Linked DNA regions of Homo sapiens: region 2 is linked to region 1. Evidence: chromatin contacts called from ENCODE Hi-C data. All regions are on one chromosome and are shown on one strand. The core of a region is the stretch at or near the end of the contact, and the rest is flanking DNA. Distances in the headings are between cores, read along the strand shown.

The links. Hi-C counts contacts between places; a loop is a spot of excess contacts on that map. Pooled maps may share reads with other maps.
Region 2: a map of B cell shows a loop between it and region 1 (16-fold over the local background). The contact joins the promoter of LRP8 here to the promoter of LINC01562 in region 1. A Hi-C loop is called at or near these places in 4 of 168 maps with a recorded cell type or tissue (B cell, CD4-positive, alpha-beta T cell, CD8-positive, alpha-beta T cell and 1 more), 1 of 37 single-sample maps with no recorded cell type and 7 of 50 pooled maps.

What each region holds. Positions count from the first base shown.
Region 1 is chr1:51,232,656-51,237,415 of GRCh38, forward strand. LINC01562 (long intergenic non-protein coding RNA 1562) reads right to left here and starts at 2,441. Exons shown (of 2, transcript NR_147076.1): 1 at 2,310-2,441. It overlaps RNF11 (ring finger protein 11), which reads left to right and starts at 3,618. Exons shown (of 3, transcript NM_014372.5): 1 at 3,618-4,224. The coding sequence starts at 4,102. RefSeq lists a silencer at 3,403-3,882.
Region 2 is chr1:53,326,820-53,331,579 of GRCh38, forward strand. It overlaps LRP8 (LDL receptor related protein 8), which reads right to left and starts at 1,251. Exons shown (of 19, transcript NM_004631.5): 1 at 970-1,251; 2 at 54-173. The coding sequence starts at 1,093. It overlaps LRP8-DT (LRP8 divergent transcript), which reads left to right and starts at 1,414. Exons shown (of 3, transcript NR_131923.1): 1 at 1,414-1,556; 2 at 4,349-4,432. RefSeq lists silencers at 1-232, 748-917, 968-1,117, 1,188-1,387 and enhancers at 298-407, 1,458-1,687.

The DNA of each region.
Region 1 (4,760 bases), core at 1,191-3,690:
CACAAAAAAATAATGGTCAATAACCATTCATCTTTTCTAAAATATCATTTCCTCTGAGCTCAGGGGAATATGCAACAGTTATTCTCTCACCAGACACAGAGGTCTAAAGCTGTACCTTTGTGAGGTAGTGATATATATATGCTCATGGAAGCAAAAGTTAAAAATAAAAGTAGAACAAATATAAAGGTCTGAATGTAGCCCTGCTAACTGTTCACCTACTTGTCTCATCTACTTGAGTTTGAGCTATTTGAAGGCAGGGACCATGTCCAAGCCATTAATGGGCTTCAAATGCTCCTCCCATCTTCTGGTGAACAACTAGCCTTGTTTGTTTGTTTGTTTACTGAGACGGAGTCTCACTCTGTTATCCAGGCTGGAGTGCAATGGCGTGATCTCGGCTCACTGCAACCTCCGCCTCTCAGGTTCAAGTGATTCTCCTGCCTCAGCCTCCTGAGGAGCTGGGATTACAGGTGCATGCCACCATGCCCGGCTAATTTTTGTATTTTTAGTAGAGATGGGGTTTCGCCACATTGGCCAGGCTGGTTTTGAACTCCTGACCTCGTGATCCACCCGCCTCGGCCTCCCAAAGTGCTGAGATTACAGGCGTAAGCCACTGCACCCAGCCCAAGCTAGTTTTAAACTTAACAATATAACTTATTTTCACAAGGCACTATAGAACTTTTCAAGGGCTTGTGTCAGTGTTACCCACCTGTGGAAAAAAAGAATGAAAAACAAAACTTAAAAAAATAAATCTGGCCTGGCGAGCTGGCTCACGCCTATAATCCCAGCACTTTGAGAGGCCAAGGTGGGTGGATCACCTGAGGTCAGGAGTTCGAGACCAGCCTGGCCAACATAGTGAAACCCCGTCTTTACTAAAAATACAAAAAATTAGTTGGGCGTGGTGGTGCGCGCCTGTAATCCCAGCTATTCAGGAGGCTGAGGCAGGAGAATTGCTTGAACCGGGGAAGTAGAGGTTGCGGTAAGCCAAGATCGCACCATTGCACTCTAGCCTGGGCAACACAAGCAAAACTCTGTCTCAAAAAATAAAAATTAAAAAAAATTAAAACTAACTAAATAAATCTATGTCTGGCCAGGCATACAGTGGCTCACACCTGTAATTCCAGCACTTTGGGAGGCTGAGGCGGGAGGATCGCTTGCGCCCAGGAGTTTGAGACCAGCCTGGGCAACATGGCAAGACTTCGTCTCTACCAAAAACAAAAACAAATGCAAGGCATGGTGGTGTGCATCTGTAGTTCTAGTTACTGGAGAGGCCTGAAGCAGGAGGATCACCTGAGCCCAGGAGGTTGAAGCTGCAGTGAGCCTCGATCAAGCCAGCCTGGGTGACAGAGTGAGACCCTGTCTCCAAAACAAACAAACAATGTCTACAAATTCTAGCACTGTGTAAATATTATGTCAAATAATTGTATAAATTATTATTAATAAAAATTTCTTTAGGTTTGACAATAATTTGTGGGGTAAATTTTCTCACTTTGTAAAAATTCCAGGGTACCTCTGATTTCTGGTAAATTTAGCCAATCATAAATTAAATGAGTTCTTGGAAGCTCAACAATTCCAAAACCAAAATTGTGAGTCAGTTTGTTCTTTCTTTCCTTCTTTCCTTTCTTTTTCTTTTTCTTTCTTTCTTTCTTTCTTTCTTTTCTTTCTTTCTTTCTTTTCTTTCTCTTTTCTCTTTCTCTTTCTCTCCCTTCCTTCTTTCCTTCCTTCCTGCCTCCCTTCTCTCTCTCTCTCTTTCTCCTTCCTTTTTTTTTTGAGACTGAGTCTTACTCACTCCCTCGCCCACGCTAGAGTGCAGTGGCACAATCTGGGCTCACTGCGCTGCAACTTCCACCTCCCAGGTTCAAGCGGTTTTCCTGCCTCACCCTCCCGAGTAGCTGGGACTACAGGCGTGCACCAGCACACCTGGCTAGTTTTTGTATTTTTAGTAGAGATGGGGTTTCACCATGTTGGCCAGGCTACTCTCGAATCCCTGACCTCAAGTGATCCACCCGCCTTGACCTCCCAAATTGCTGGGATTACAGACGTAAGCCACCACGCCTGGCCCAAAATTATGAGTCTTTTCAAAAATTTTATATCAAAAAGGTGATATTTAATGTGGAATTTGAGTGCATTTAAATAAGATAGTGACTTCGTAGAATAGGGACTGCAGAGTAAGAGTGTTCAGACCCATTCGAGTTTAATATAGCCCTACCTCTAAGAATCCTTTCTGTTCCTCACTCAAATGAACTAATTGCTGTCTTTCAGTTCCTCTAAAAACCTTGGGGTCCGTGGCAGGGTGTGGGCTTAGGACTCACCTGATTACTTGTCTTCCCAGGTGGTCTCTGGGCTCTATCAGGAACAAGCCAGGTATGATCATCCTTTTCCCCAGTCCTTAGCGTGGGGTCTGGTATACACACGCACACACAACTTCAGTAAATGGTGAATGAAACGAAAGGCAGTCAAGATCCACCTGTTGAATGAACGTCTATCAGGAGCACTGTCATCCTTCTTGCTTCCTTCTTTTGCATATGTTGTTTGAGCTGCTCATTCAACCAAGGAGAGAGCATACTCTACCTTGGGCAGTGTGCCAGCCTTGCACAGAGGGACAGATGATTCAGCTTGATCAGGCTGTGACAGAGAAAAGCTCAGGGTCTGAGAGCACACAGGATGCGACTAACCCAGACTGGAGGGTCAGGAGAGTCTCCCCAGGGGAAATGAAGTTGCATCCAGAAGGATTCCTGAGAATAATGATTAGCCTGATGAGAAGCAGAAAGGTTGGGAGTGGAGGGAAGTGGGTTTCTGTGAGAGAAACAATATGGACAAAGGCCCCAGGCAGAGGCAATAGTATTCCAGATAACGAAAAGCATTTTAGAGAGTCTAGTTTAGAATTTGTGAAGGAGGTGACAATGCTGCTAATGAGATTGAAAGGGAGTCAGATTTGTAAACCATTTAAGGATTGTCTTAAGGACAGCCTTGAGGAGACACTGAAGGTTTTAACAGGAGAATGACATGATCCGATTTAAATTTTAAAAAGATAACTCTGTCAACTGTGCCAACAGTGAATTGGATGTGGGCAATGATGAACTCAGGAACAGCTGAGAGTCTATTGCAGAAGCCAAGGTGAGAGATGATGGTGGCTTGGACTTTGGTGCTGGGACTGGAAAGAAATGAACAATCTGATATACAACTGGAAGAATAATCTCTCTGGCTGTGATGTGGAAGGATAAGGACGTGATTGGACAGGCAGGGATGGTTCAGTAACGAGCTAGGACTTTATTGTGAAGGGATAAAGGGGAAGCTTTTAACATTTTAATCATGGGACTGATCCATTCCGATATGGGTTTATATAAATAGACCGCTTGGCGGAGGGTGGTGAGAAGACTGTCAGGCAGTGCACAGGTAAGAACTGAGCCCTAGACGGGGCAGGAGCAATGAATGTGGGGAGGCGCGGGAGACGGGAGATTGGTTTCGGAGCCAGGTACGGAGCCAAGCAGTCAGAGAGAAGCAAAAATTGACGCAGCACCGAGAACAGCTGCTAGTGGAGAGGGGGATGGGCGCCGCCGGAGCCGCCCTCGCCTCCTGGCGCCGGGGGCGGGACCAGAGCACGCACGGCGCGATGACGCAGTGCCCGAGCCGGCCTCGTTCTGGCTGCCGCCGTCTCGCTGAGGCGGAGTAGGATGAGGCCCGCGGCCGTGGCTCCGGCGTCGGCGGGGGCAGCAGCAGCTGAGGCAGCAGCTGAGGCAGCCGCGACGGCCGCGCCCCCCCCCGCTGACCTGGATTAGGCCCAGCAGCTCCGTGGCCGCCGCCGCCCCGCGGGGGGGCGGGGTGGGGAAGTGCTTCGTCTCCCCGCCCCCCCCCCCCCATCGCTGCCTCGCAGGAGGCGAACGCCGCGACCCCAGCGGAGCCCGCGGCCCAGCCTTGATCCCCCAACCCCGGGGGCTGGCATGAGCGGCCCCTCGGCGGCACCGTGGGGCGGTGGAGTCGCCTCCGCCTGATCCCCGGCCTGTCGCCCGACCCCACCTCGCCAACCGAGGCGGACCGCGGAGTGTGCGAACGACCCCACCGCTGCTTTCTCCTCCCCCAGATCACGCACCCCAGCTCCGGAAGATGGGGAACTGCCTCAAATCCCCCACCTCGGATGACATCTCCCTGCTTCACGAGTCTCAGTCCGACCGGGCTAGCTTTGGCGAGGGGACGGAGCCGGATCAGGAGCCGCCGCCGCCATATCAGGTAGGGGAGGGTGTGTGTTGGGGGGAGCGAGTAGAGGCAGCTCTGGCGGAGATTGAGGGGGCTTCGGGGCCGTCTCTGCCCCTGGCTTCGGCAAGGCCTGGCCTGGGCGGCATTGACCCCTTAGGGCTGGATCTGAGGGCATTTGCTCTCTGATCTCAGAGTAAGGTTGATTCTTCGCCTGCCCTCGGGCACCGTGTGGGGATGATACCCTCTGCCCTTGAGTTCTGGGATCAGAGTATGTGATCACATCCCCTTGGCCAGTGTCTGGTGGTTCGCTTGTGGAGTTTGGGAGTGACATTTTCCTGTCTTTATGTCTGAATCGTATGATTTCCTCATCGCACCGCCAACTGGATTATGGGTTCTGGATAGGTGGTTGCCAAGCACCACCCCCCCGCCCCATTTATGTTTTCATGTGTGGTCGTCCTCTTACCCACCTCCCTCGTCTTTTTGTTAATTGGATCTGGCAGGTTTTCCCTCTGCTTGGGAGACGGATCTCCAAGTGGTGATTTTAACCCTAGCGACATCGAGTTACTTGT
Region 2 (4,760 bases), core at 1-2,500, 2.1 Mb after region 1:
CCCCACCGTTCCTTTTCTCTCCCCGGGTCTGAGCTCCCTGGCCCGCCACTCACGGCAGTCGTCCTCGTCGCTGTGGTCTAAGCAGTCATCGTCCTCGTCGCATCTCCACACAGAGGGGATGCAGCGCTCGTTCCGGCACTGGAATTGGTCCTTTTCGCAATCCTTGGCCGGCCCTGCGAGGGGGAGGGAGCGTGAGCTGGATCAGCGGACTCGGCCCCACTCCCCACCATGCAGTCCGGGCCACCCGGAAGGACCCGCTGGGGAGGAGGAAAGGGGGCGATTATGGAGACCCCGGGGGCTTCAGGCACACTCCATCCAAAGGGAGGGCACGATGGCAGGGGTTCCGTGGATGTCGGGCCGCTCGGTGGCACGGCGAGACCAGGCACCTACTTAAAGTGTCACACGACCTGGGTATACCCTCCATTCAGACGCACTCACCCGCACACGCGACCCATAGTCAGAGATCTGCTCAGATACAGCCCATAGGGAGTCCCCGCGCCCGCGCGCCAGGCGCAGTGGGAGCCGCAGGCACATCACCCTGGCAGGCAGCCCCCTCTCTCTCCGCCGCGCGCAGGGGTCTGCGGAAACGCATTGTCAAGCGGAGAAGCCGCCCGGCTCTGCTCATTACCGCCGCGGAGCGCGCGTGTCAAATAAACCCCAACGGCGAGAATCACACAGCTCATCCGGAACCATGAATGGCCGCCCCTCCGGCAAAGTTCCCCGCTGGCCAAGCCCCCCTGCACCCCTCCCCCAAGATCCGCTGCCCAGAGGGCAGAGCCCTCAACACCGAGGCCCGCGGGGGCGGGGGGCCGAGGGCAAATTCAGGAATAGCCGCTTCGCGTGGAGCCTGTCCGCCCGGGAGCCCCCGATAGCCCCGGGTTCTGGACCCCTCCCCGCTCCGGCCTCCCGGCCGCGCTTTGTTGGTGGCTAGGGCGGAGCAGAGCCGAGTCAGAGACCGGCTGCACGCACCTTGGCCGCCGAGCAGCGGATCAGCCGCTGCCGCCGCAAGATGCTGGAGCTGCAGCAGCAGCAGCAGCAGCAGCAGCAGCAGCAGCGCCAGAAGCCGGAGAGGGCCCGGCTCGGGGAGGCCCATGGCGGGCCCGGGGCTCCGGCCGCCGCGCCCCGCGCTCCCCGCGCCGCCGCCGCCGCGTCTCAGCCCTCCGAGTCCTTGCCGCGGCGCCGGGGTTGCCGCTGCCCCCGCCGCCGCCGCCGCCGCCGCTGCCGCCCGCCCCGGCTCCTCGGCTGCATTTCAAGCAGGTTCGGTGACGCTCGGCGGCGGGGCGGGCTCAGGCTGGGCGCGCGGCCCCGGCCCTGGGCGGCCGCCGCCAGCGCGCGCGCTCCCTCCCGCTGCCGCCTCCGCCCCACGCTCCCCCTGCCGCCGCCTCCTCGCCCTCCTCCCTCCTGTCTTTCGTCCACTCTTCTCTCAGCGGGCGCTCCACGGCCCTGCTCTGGGCTCGCCTGAGTGCTGGGCTCTGCAGACGCAGGGATGGGCCAGGCGAGCCCCTCACCACGGAGGTAGCAGGTCCAGAGGAAGCAGCAGAGGCTTCCTGGAGGAGGTGACAGGCGGATCAGAGGCTGAGGGATGTCTAGGAGTGAGCCTGGGCGGGAGGGGAAATGATGTTACAGGACGAACAGGCCTGTGCAGTGTGCGCGTGGGGCGGGGGAGGGAGGGATAGGGGTGAGATCCCAAGATGTGGATGAGCAGGGAGAAGCTGGGGGCGCAGGGCTGGACCCCTGCACCTGTCATGGGCTCCGGCTGGGATATTATAAATCCCTGTGGCTGGTTTGGTTTCCGTGCCATGTGCATCTGTGCATGTTGCACGCTCATGTGATCATGGGGACGTGAGGCAGGTGGATTGGGCCTGGTGCACAGACTATTCATCGTCGTTAAGTACGCTCCAGGCCCCTAGTCAGAGGGGCAACCAGGGGGGGCCCGCAGGGAAGACAAGGAATCCTCGCTGTGATGGAGAAAGACGAGGTCTGTGGGGCGGGCCGGGCGGGGGGGAAGGGGAGGGCACGGAAGGGATGCCATCCCTGCCGCTAGGGGCCGCGCACCTAGGCCCGCGCTGTCCGCCCCTGCTGTCTTCTGCAGGAAGGAGAAGGCACCTCTTCCTCTGGAGGGCTGCAGCCCGCCTCACCCACACTGGGGAGAATGGGTGCGGAGAGCGAGCTGGGATTCGATTTCAGCCTCAGACTTGTGAGCCGGGTCCAACCCACACAACCTTCTTTAGAGAATGAGATTCCAGGGCATTGGCCACTCAAAACAACCGGCCTGCAGGTGCCAAGAGCCAGTGTTAGGTCCACCCTCCCTCCCCTCTTGCCCCTTCACCTCCCTCGCGGATGGGCAGGTGCTGTTAGCCCTTGGCCTGGAAACCACCCTGTCTCCTCAGCAGCCTCCTGAGCCGTAGTCCCCCAAAGGGCAGCCCAGCGGCAATATCTGTGGCCACCCCACCAGAAAGGGACTTAGATCCCCAGAGAGCCCGGCACGGTGCTCCTGCCATCATCACCCCTCCTGTCCCTTGTTCATTCAGTCATTCAGCAAGCATTTCAGGCCCTGTTCTGTGCCAACCCTGTGCTGGGCCTGCGGGTACCAAGGTGAATCAGGCATGGTGCCAGCCCCGGAGAGGTCCCTGACCTGTGGGGAGACAGACCATTAGCACACAGACAACGAAATGCAGGCGTCCTTTCACCTATATGTGCCAAACGCCCTTCAAGGCTCAAGGATACAGTGGAAACAGATAAGGTTCCTCCCTGCTCTCCTGCAGTTATGTCTTAGTTGGAAGAGATACACACAAAAGCAGGAAAACAAAAGATTATTTCAGGTCATCATAACTTCTATGGAAAAAACAAAACAGACCCAGGTGAGAGCAATGGGGGTAACTGTAGAGGTGATCAGGCAAGGCCTCACAGAGGAGGTGACATTTCACTGAATGGCAAGATGGATCCTGACCCATGAAGATCAGGCGGAAGGGCATTCTTGGCAAAGGGAATGGCAATCAAGGTGGGCCGGGGCCTGATGACAGGGAAGGAGTGGGTGCCTCAGGTGAGGCTGGAGGGAGTTGGCAAGGCCCTGATCACCAGGGCTTTGTAGGCCACAGCTGGGAGTTTGGATTCTGTGTCAAGCACAATGGTGCCTGGGACTGTGGGATAAAGATAGAAGCCCGTCTTGCTGCCCAAACTGACCTATCCAACTCAGTCCCTCCTCCTCCTCCACTCTGTGGTCTTAGGAAAGTCAATCCTATCTCCCAGTCTCACTTTCTTATCTGGGAAATGGAAGAGATAAGGAATTTCTGAGGTTCATTCCAACTGTAAGATTAGTATGTGGGCCGAAGTCTAGAGGCAGCAGATGAAGAAAAGAAAAGAAAGGAAAAGAGGCCGGGCGTGGTGGCTCGCACCTGTAATCCCAGCACTTTGGGAGGCCGAGGCGGGCGGATCATGAGGTCAGGAGATTGAGACCATCCTGGCTAACACGGTGAAACCCTGTCTCTACTAAAATACAAAAAATTAGCCGGGCATGGTGTCGGGCACCTGTAGTCCCAGCTACTCAGGAAGCTGAGGCAAGAGAATGGCGTGAACCCGGGAGGCGGAGGTTGCAGTGAGCCGAGATCGCGCCACTGCACTCCAGCCTGGGCCACAGGACCAGACTCTGTCTCAAAAAAAAAAAAAGAAAGAAAGAAAAAGAAAGAAAGGAAGGAAGGAAGGAAGGAAGGAAGGAAGGAAAAAAGAGAGAAATGGAGAGCATGGGCCTGTGGGTGAGACTGCCTGGGTCTGAGTCTGTTCCTTCCCTTTCTAGTTATGTGAACTTGGGCAACTCAATCTCTGTGGCTCTAAATGTGAAAAATGAGAAAGGTGATAGTACTCACCTCACAGCATTGTGGTGAGGATATGAGATGAGATTGTGTACGCACAGCATACAGTATATAGTAGCTGCATGAGAAATGTTAGTTATTGTTACTATTATTCAAACATAATTCCCTGTTCACAAAACCCTGATGGCTTTCCAATACCCAGAATCAAGACTGAGCCCAGGCATCCCCCGACCTCCCCAAGGGAGAAGGATGCCAGTTGCCAAAGTGGGCAAATCCTTGTCTCTCAACAGTCCCCTCAGCAGAGGTCCTTCTGGCTCCTCTCAGCCTCCACCCACTTTGGGCCACTTCCCCGGGCTCCTGCAGTCCCTGGGCTTCCCTTTGCCGCAGCCCTGACCACCCTGTGTTGCCACAGTCTGCTTATGCAACTGTCTCCCTCGTCACTCTGTGAGCTGCTGGAGGACAGGAGCCCGCTCTCCTGCATTCCTGGATTCTTGGCACAGGGCACATTTGACCAATGCTTGTTTCTGCCTTTATTGAAGGATTTGTACCCCTAGGAGGACTATGTCTTCCTCATCTTTGTCTTCAGAGGATAAATACAAGGCCTGACACATAACAAGCATGAGGTAAGTTATATTTACTTGAAAAAGTTAAAAGAAAACCACATAAAATAACAACAATAGCCAATATTTATTGTATACTTGCTGGGGGTCAGGCACCATTCTAAATGTTTTAAATTCTTTTTCCTCTTTGATCCTTACGACATCTCCATCAGGCAGGTTTTGTGTTTATCCCATTTTACAGATGAGTAAGCTAAGCAGCAGAGAGGTCACACAGCTAGTAAGTGACTGAGCCAGCATGCGAACCCAGAGGGTGGAAGTGGGAATTTTTCAGGGCACATAAACTGGTTAATTTCTGTGAGGGGCAAAGGGAGAAAGCTCAGTCCTTGAAACA